Regions from separate parts of the Homo sapiens genome. Here region 2 is linked to region 1. Evidence: chromatin contacts called from ENCODE Hi-C data. All regions are on one chromosome and are shown on one strand. Each heading gives the region's core, a stretch centred on a gene start or an enhancer-like site at or near the end of the contact. The rest is flanking DNA. Distances are from core to core; before and after follow the strand shown.

Region 1 (4,379 bases), core at 15-2,514:
TAAACCTGTGAGCAAGGGAAAGTGAACTATTCAGACCTAAAATCCTGTTCTTTGTACTCTCCATCCAATGCTCTTTTCCCCAAAGATCCATCAAAACTAAAAATCATAAAAACCAAGCATAAATGATCGCTGCAGCGAGGCAGCCCATGGGCTGAAATGAAATGATGTCCTGGAACATTTTTCTCCCACTCTTTACCTGGTTAATTCCTACTCATCCTTCAGGTATCAGCTTAAACATCACTCCCTTACTCTGGGAAGTCTCTGCCAACACCCCCAACTCTGGACTGGGAGACCCTCTCCGATGCTCCCAAAGGATCACGTACTCACCCTAACAGAGCACTTATCACATCACATCGCTTCTTGGCCTTGTGGCTAAGATCAAGTGCAGAGCACTGACCACGTCAAAGTAAAACTCCCTGCTCTTAACTGGCCTCCATTCACGACTGCTTCTGTACACAGTGGGTGCTTAACAAATGCCTGCTGAATGAGTGAATGAAATACCGTGCTCCAGGACTCTCGCCCGATCCTCTAACTCTTCCCACTCCCTTCGGTTCCCAACAACTTCCTGGGCCATCTCTGCCCCAGGGCAGTCGGCATCAGAACGCCCCATTCCCGTCTGCCCTTTCTGATGAGGAAACCGAGGAGCCTTTACGGTCTTTCCCAGTTCAAAGTCCTATCCTGAACTCTAAGCAGCAAACGAGGGGGCGGAACCTCGGCGAAGAGCAACATAAACCAGTCCCAGGCAATCAGCCGCGACCTGATGGGAGGGTGAGGGGATGGGACAAAGGGGCCAACGGGACCCCGAAATCCCCGCAGGCCGAGCCAAGGCGAAAGGGCACAGAGCGGCGCCAGGTATGAGCCCAGGAAGGGGCGAGGTATATCGACGCCCGCACTGGCCTTGGCCAACACCTCTGCAGCCAGGGGGGCCTGATGGAGCCCGTGAGGCTGGACAGGGAAGGCCATGCCCGAGGTCGTGGGGCCAGCATGTGGCGGCCCCCGCTGCGCCCAAGCACCCAACTACACACAGCCTGCGGAGACACTGGGACGCGGGGGGACGGCACCTCACCTACCCGGCCGCTGGCTCCGTGAGGGAGGCGGCAGGGTCGGGCAGGAGCAGGGGTAGAGCCACTGGGCCCCGGAGCGTTTCTTCAGGCCTCCCCCGGCTGAACGCCGCTCCTCCTGCCAGGGTTGTTCGGAAGTCGCAGGTCCGAAAATCTCCTCCGCCTACGCCGCGGCCGCCACCGCCGCTTCCGGGACGCGAATCGCTCTGCGGCTGCGTCCTCATGACGTCATCCCGCTCCGGGTTTAGCTCCGCCCACCCCAGCACAGGCAAGCACCCTTGCCAGCAGTGCGCCTGCGCGTCTTTCCCGCGCGCTCCAGGCTGGAGTTAATTCTGTCCTTGGCCGGCCGCCGTTCACAAAGCCTTGAGGACCCTTGGAAGCACGTGCTTGGCGACCCTGCAGCTCGTTGCCCTGCCTTGCCGCAGGGAACAGTTGGCGAGAGGCTTAAATGAAGAATTTACGTCTTCATCCTCTTTCCTTCCAACTTTGGAACTGAACTGGGGACTGTGTGTGAGCCCCGGAAAGACACCGTATCCTGTATGAGATGCCCAGCAGAGCATGCAGTTGTTTCCGGAGTAGCTAGTGTGTACAAGGTCCTGTGCAGGCCTCTCCCAGCTCAGTTCACTTCACACCGTGTGGCCCAGTTAATTTCCCTTAAAGCACACATCCGATGGCTTTATATTAGTGACTTAGCGCTCAGGTACAGAGGAGCCAAGCACTGAACCGGACTGAGCTCTTTTTAGACATTATCTAGTTCTCCTCCAACGACCCTATTAGGGTTGTCGCCATTTTACAGATGGGGAATCTCAGACGTGTTAAGGAACTTCTTTAGAGTCACAGCTAAGAAGCAAATGGGAGCTGGAATTTGAAGCTTATGTGTCATCTGACCCCAACGCCCCAACCATACCACCACCCACCTTGGTCTGCATTTCCTGGTCTTGTCTCCTGCCATCTTTCAGCTGCCTTTAACTTTGGCCAACTGAACCCCTCCACTGTTACCCTCAAATGCCCCTGGCACTCAAATGTCTGTATCCCTTCCTTGAGTGCCCCAGCTGGAAGTAATCACTTCCCTCTTCAAGTAGCCACAGAGCTTTAACTGCATCTCTTCCTCCATTATCTCCTTTCAGAAAGACAGGCCCATCCCTCCAGCCAGGACTTAGCTGTGCTCCAGGGTCCAACTCTTATTTCCTTAGGGCTTTGCTCTAACAGGCCTGAAATCTTGACTCTCGCTAACTCTTAATCATCATTCTAGAGACAAAATTCATGGAAAATTTCTCCTTTAGCCTAACTTTACCCCCTCTTTCCTACATGAGTTGGAAGACTCACTGTGAAGTGCTCTCTACCGCTGCTTCCTCGCCCAATTCACTCCTCACTGCACTGTGGTCCTGCTCCCCTCCATATTTCTGGGCTACCTGCCTGCTCACCTGTGACATCCTGGCTGCTAAATCCAATGGACACTTCCCAGTCCTCCTTGCAGATGACCTCAGAAGCACTGGAATCTCTTTCCTTTTTGGCACCATTGTCCACCTTAGCTTCCATGACACCACCCTCTCCTCTCTTTCCGACCTTCAAGGTCTCCTTAGGGCTTTTCTTCCTACCCCTCAAATGCTGGGGCTCCTTTTGCTACCCTTCTTTCTTCTGACTCAAGGCACTCCGTGAGGATCTCATTCACTCTTGTGGCTTCTGTCAGCTAATGTTTCGTTTCCCGTGTCTATGTCTCCAGCACCTAAAGCAGTACCTGGCACATAGTAGGCATTCTGTTAAGAAGGGTTGCAAGATGTTACCATTGGGGGGTAGTCTGTGGGATCACCCTGTGTTAGTTCTTATAACTATGTATAAATTGACGATTGTCCCAAAAGTAAATGCTTACCCTGTGTAGGTATTTTTCTCAAAGCTCCCTGCTTTAGTTGACTTTGTCAATTACCCGGCATGCGCCAGTCCCAACATAAGTAAGGTAGGAGGGCTTCTCCTCAGATGAATTGCTTGGTTGGTTTTTCCAGCTGTAAAATGGGGATAACCATAGTGGTACCCTCAGTGTGGGGCTGTGATGAGAATTAAATGAGCTAAAGTATGTAAATTCCTGACATGTTATAAGTGTTCAAAAATCGTTAGCAATCATTGTGATTTTTATTTTTACTCAAAGCCCTACCACCACCACCCCTAGCCCAAAAATCAGACAAGAATCCACGAAAGGCCAAAATGTAGAAAGATCCAATTCCCACACATATCACTAAGCCATATACAGAAATCCACTCACCACCCCTTAGAGAAATGGACTGAGCTTTGTGGTGGTCCAGGCCCATCTGCTGGACTCTGCCTCTCCTCCCTTAGGATGGGTCTTTTCCCCGAAAGCTCCTGGGTCTGTCATGCAGATAGCCTCTGAAGGCCCCTCTTCTTCGTTTCCTAACCTGGCCTCAGGTCTGAATTCCAGGATAGGCCATCGCCACTCCCCACCCACTCCCATCCCCCACCCTGTCCACCCCTCTGTACCTTTCTCAGACCACTCTCTTGGTGGATAGTTTCAGTGGCCCCCTGTGACCTCCAGGATAAAACCAAAGCCTGGTGTATTCAACTCTGGCAGTTCTCGGATATGTCACACCTTCTCCCATTACTGTACCTTTCTACAGACTACTCTCACCTTTTTTTTTTTTTTTTTTTTGAGATAGAGTTTTGCTCTTGTTGCGCAGGCTGGAGTGCAATGGAGAAATCTTGGCTCACTGCAACTTTTGCCTCCCAGGTTCAAGCGATTCTTCCGCCTCAGCCTCCTAAGTAGCTGGAATTACAGGCATGCACCACCATGCCTGGCTAATTTTTTGTATTTAGTAGAGATGGGGTTTCACCATGTTGGCTAGACTGGTCTCAAACTCCTTACCTCAGGTGATCCACCTGCCTCGACCTCCCAAAGCGCTGGGATTACAGACGTGAGCCACTGCGCCCCATATTCTTTAGTTGGCCAGCTCTTATTCTTCCTCCAAAATTCAGCTCAGATCTCACCCCTGAAGAAAGACTTCTCTGACACCTTCCCCATCAGCAGCCACTGTCTGGATTACGTGCCCTTCTGACTTGGCTCCGTGGGCCTGCCCCACCCCAGCACTTGGTGCCTCCTCCTCTCTCTAGACAGTGAGAGTCCTGAGGGAACTGCCTATAATTTCTGTGTCCAGCATCTAGCACAAAGGAGGTACCAACAAATGTTCCTTGAATGAGCGCATGCGTGTCAGTTTCCTCTTGGAGCACAGAATTCACATCTCTTTCAACAAAAGCCCCAGAACAATGCCCATTTCTTTTTTCTTTTTCTTATCTTTCTTTCCTTTTTTAATG
Region 2 (4,557 bases), core at 192-2,691, 3.3 Mb before region 1:
CGCTGGGTCGGGGAATAGTGGTTTCCTCGTAGCTCACTCCATCCCCCTGGCATTTAGCCTCTAGGAGCTTCAGGCCTCGTAATCCTGAGCCCCCAGGGGAGAACCAAGGGAAGACAAGACTGCGAGCAGGTCGCAGATATCGCACACTGAAACGCTTGAGTGTGTCATCTGTAACCTTGGTAAGGCCAAACATTGTATCAGCCAGCTGAACCTCCTCCTGATCAGGCAGCTCCCAGAGAGGTATTGCTCGGTTCCAGATCCTCCGGACCTCCTCGCTGTCCTCAAATTCTGGTGCCTTGCTAAGCAGAAACCCCTCCCTGGCCCCATCCCCTCGCCCCTCCACGCTGGCCTGGAAGTCTTCCCAGCTCCCTTCTGCTAGGCTGGTCATGCAGAGAAAGTGGCCTGTGGTCTTGTCAATGAAGAGGCTGAAGGAAGTGGTAACACCAGTCTGGCCTTTGAGCTGTGAAGACTCTGCAAAGGGGCTCAGTGCCCGCAGGCAACTGTGACCATCCTGGAAGGGGATCCCATGCCCCCGCAAATACTGGCGGATTTCAGTTGCAGTTACAGGCAACACTGGCATATCCAAGGCTTGGAGAGTCTCCTTCCTGTAACGTCTGCGAGGAGGGCCTGGGGCCAAGTTTCGGGGCAGGCCCCTCCGACCCATCCACTCCCCACGCAGGGGTAACAAGATACGGAGGGGGTACCCACTTCGGAGGAGGACCCACATTCCTAGCCAAATGTGGGAAGTCACTACTTGAAATGCCTTAGGTGCCTGGTTAGCGTGCCTTCACTAGACCAAACTCTAGGGATATCCCACGCAGCACTCTGCAGAGCTCACTCTAGGTGCATTCTTTCTCTCCATGAATTTCTCCTCTTCAGCCCCTCTACGTTGCTGCTTCACACATATGCCCATCTACACGACCCTTTCGCGTCCACGTCCTTCTACAATGGCTCCCCCACCTCTATGGTCCGTTAGTTAGTTTCTCTCCGCCACCTCACCTCTATGACCCTCTATACAGTTCCTCACTGACACAGTTTCTTTGCATCATCTTCTCACCTCTACTGCTCCTCCACAGCATCTCCTCGTCGTCCTCATTTCTATAGTCATCTGCATCCTTTTTGTAGTCCCTTTGCCCTAGGCCCCGACTAGAGACCCTCTTCCGCTTCTCCTTCCCCTCACTGGGACCTCAACACGGCGAGAGCACCCAGCACGACTCCCGCCAATCCCCCGGCCCAAAGGAATGCCAGTCTCTATCCTCCCCCGTGTCTTCACTCCGCTCTACTACTCCGAGCTCCGCCGCGCCGGCCCCCAGCCCCAGGTTACCACTTTTCTCTCTCCCACTTCGCCGGCAACGTGAGTCTCCCGCACATGCTACTCGCCTTGACCTCGGAAGCAAAACTCCGGGAGCGGTCGTCCCGGAACCGGAAGCCTCGAGGTTTAGTCCCGCCCCCCTCTCCTCGCTGCTTAGGCTCCGCGGCCTCCAAGCTGTAGCTATGACGGCGCGCGGGACTCCGAGCCGCTTCTTGGCCAGCGTTCTCCACAACGGACTGGGTCGCTATGTGCAGCAGCTGCAGCGTCTGAGCTTCAGCGTCAGCCGCGACGGCGCCTCGTCTCGCGGCGCCAGGTGAGCCAAGGGAAGTGCGCAGGCGCGGGTCGGGGTGGGTGTGGAGGTGGCAACGACTCCCCGGGTAGGTCGCCCCCAGTCAGGGGTCATACTGCTCACTGTCCCGGGTCGCTTAGGGAGTTCGTGGAGCGGGAGGTGATCGACTTCGCCCGACGGAATCCAGGGGTCGTAATATATGTAAACTCGCGTCCGTGCTGCGTGCCCAGAGTAGTGGCCGAATACCGTGAGTGGGGCCGGGCTCGGGCTGGAGGGCGGGATCAGGGGCTCGACCCGCTATCCTCCTTCTCGCTTGGTCGCACCGGCCAGCTTCCACCCACTCTCACCCCTCTTCTGCCAGTTAACGGGGCTGTGCGCGAGGAGAGCATCCACTGCAAGTCGGTCGAGGAGATCTCGACGCTGGTGCAGAAGCTGGCCGACCAGTCGGGCTTGGACGTGATCCGCATCCGCAAGCCCTTCCACACCGACAACCCTAGCATCCAGGGCCAGTGGCACCCCTTCACCAACAAGCCGACCACGTTCCGCGGGCTACGCCCCCGAGAGGTTCAGGATCCTGCCCCAGCCCAGGTGCAAGCACAGTGAAGAGTTGCCCCACCAACTGCAGCCCCAGGCTTTGGACTGTTACTCCGGTAAAGGTGGTTCTTCCCCTTTGGGATTCCAAGCCCAGGCAAATGGAACCCATCAATGGGCAAGTTGACAGAGGTTCTGCTTGGGATAATGAAGAGCTGCCTGTTTCTTTCCAGTGCCTGCTTCTGGGGGCAGTGACCTTGTGAACCACTCATTTTTATGCAAGTGGCATCCCTAAAACCTGAGATGAGGAAGACTTCAAGGGTTTTACAGGGCCCTTGTTTTTTAAATCCAAATTGATAATAATGATCTCAAAACACAGTGAGAGGTCTGAAGGCTGGCTTCTGAAGAATCCCTGATGTCTTATTGGAACAACCACTGAGCTACGGAGAGCTCTGCTGTGATGGGCTAGGCACTTTATATCTGTGTGAATACAGATTTATAAAACAGGTTAATAAACTTATCCAAGGTCACATTTCAGGTCTGTCTTCAAAATGTGTGCATATGTTAAGCACAAGCCTCAGTTTTCATTATTTTAAAACTAGACGCAGAACATATAACAACTGTCAGGTGGTTAGTATCAAAGGCCAAGTGATTAATCTAGGCCTGACCCCTGAAAGGGAGAGGGGAGTGATTCTCAGACCAAGTCCTGGCTGACAAGCTTTCTCTGGTCTTAGCTATACATCTCCTTCCCCCCACGTCCCTCTTTGTGCAGAAATAAAATCCATGTCCCTTGAGCCAGCTGGTGGGGGGTGCTGAGAACCTTGGGGAAGGGCAGGAAGGCTGATATTAATGAGTATTTTCTAATCTTAGTTTAAAAAGGGGGGATGGTGGGGAAATGAGAGGCAGGAAATGAAAATCTAGAAACCCCTGTAAGAATTCTTGAACTGTTGTCATTTTCTTGTCATGCCCTAACACCATGATCAATGAATAGTGTGAACCTTACTAAAGAGGCCTGTGTGCCTGCCAAGGAGTCAGGATGGAAGCGGAGGATCCCAATTTCCTCTGCAAATAGTTGTATTGGGGAGCAGAGCCAATCCTGGAGGCAGATATCACCTTCTGTATAGGCTCAGGAGCCTGTCCCCTGGTGATCAGGGGTGGGCGCATCTAGATGAAGCAGACTAGTCATAGCTGTGGGGAAAAAGGGTGTTTATTAACCAACGGCAGGGGGAGGAGCTGAGCCCAGGCTCCCCACTCTGTCACATGCCTGTTCCACCCACCTGGTTGTAAGTGGGGGCATTCCTAAAGAAGTGTAGCCATTCTCACAATAAATACATTCATTGTGGGGTGGAGGTGGGAGAGGTTGGGTGAAGGGCAGTAAAAACCCGTGGGATTCCACGTTCTCAGCTACAAAAATAACAGTCATCCTCACCCGAGGGGAATGGGGGAGCTCAGTCAGAATTGATTGTCCCATATAGGCCTAGAGACTTCAGAGGCCCCTGGCCCCTGAAAGTGCCCCGGTGAGGTAGGACAGGGGTAGGAGCTAAGCGTCCAAACTCCCAGCCTCTGCCCTTTGCATAGTTCCAAGAATGGGCTTCATGTGCCAGTTGAGACATCAGATTTCTCCTCCCTTTCCCTGCTGTAGTCTAGAGGAAGCAAATGCTTGATTCCCCCAAAAGAGAGGCTGGCTCATTGAGTGCAGTGTTGGTCATCCATCCTAGGCAAGGGCCTGTGAGGACAGTTAAATGGGAGGGGGATCTCCCTCTGAAATGTCCACGGACTAAACCCAACAGACAGGTCCAAGACAGCAAGGGAGGCTCAGAGGTGCATGTGAGTGGAAATGTAAGCACATGTGTGATACAGGTGTGTGTTACCACATGTGCATGGGGATGGGACATGCCTGGAGCTCTGTCTCTCATACTCTTGAGAATGACCAAGGAGAGTGGGGAGGCTGATTCACAAGGGCCACACAGGAAGGGAGAGGAGGGGAGTGATGCAGTCTTACCTCCCCAGGCTGGCCCGTTCCCAAGCTCTTGACAAAGAGGTCACCACATGGGGCTGGGGAAGAGGACCAGATAGGATGTGGCAATTGGGAGGGTACCCCAAGTCCAGAAGCAGGGATGAAACAAGAATGCACCAGGAGAAGGTGAGGGTGGGGGCACTGCAGCCCAGCCGATAAACATTCTTCCATGTGTGCATGTGAATGTACGCAGGGCTTAGGTGGCTGGCAGAGGTCTTGTCTGGTTTCAGGACCATCCAGCACACAGGGCCATGCAGAGGGTGGTGACATTGAGCCCATATGGACCTGCAGAGCCCTGCCTGGGAGAAAGAGAAAGGGTTTGGGCAGATGAATGGAACAGGAGGATGGAGTCCTCACCTATAAGTGTTTAGGTTAGGGGATAGGAACTGGCTCTGGGTCTGCAGGGCA

What was found. Hi-C counts contacts between places; a loop is a spot of excess contacts on that map. Pooled maps may share reads with other maps.
Region 2: a pooled map shows a loop between it and region 1 (7-fold over the local background). The contact joins the promoter of MRPL43 here to the promoter of ZFYVE27 in region 1. A Hi-C loop is called at or near these places in 2 of 168 maps with a recorded cell type or tissue (HepG2 and gastrocnemius medialis) and 2 of 50 pooled maps.

Annotation. Positions count from the first base shown.
Region 1 is chr10:97,734,013-97,738,391 of GRCh38, reverse strand. It overlaps ZFYVE27 (zinc finger FYVE-type containing 27), which reads right to left and starts at 1,264. Exons shown (of 13, transcript NM_001385875.1): 1 at 1,071-1,264. RefSeq lists a silencer at 999-1,068 and an enhancer at 1,399-1,548.
Region 2 is chr10:100,984,381-100,988,937 of GRCh38, reverse strand. It overlaps MRPL43 (mitochondrial ribosomal protein L43), which reads left to right and starts at 1,441. Exons shown (of 3, transcript NM_032112.3): 1 at 1,441-1,625; 2 at 1,742-1,848; 3 at 1,963-2,669. The coding sequence starts at 1,495. The coding sequence ends at 2,204. TWNK (twinkle mtDNA helicase) reads right to left here and starts at 1,395. Exons shown (of 5, transcript NM_021830.5): 1 at 1-1,395. The coding sequence starts at 727. It overlaps SEMA4G (semaphorin 4G), which reads right to left. Exons shown (of 15, transcript NM_017893.4): 15 at 3,322-4,557. RefSeq lists an enhancer at 1,613-1,682.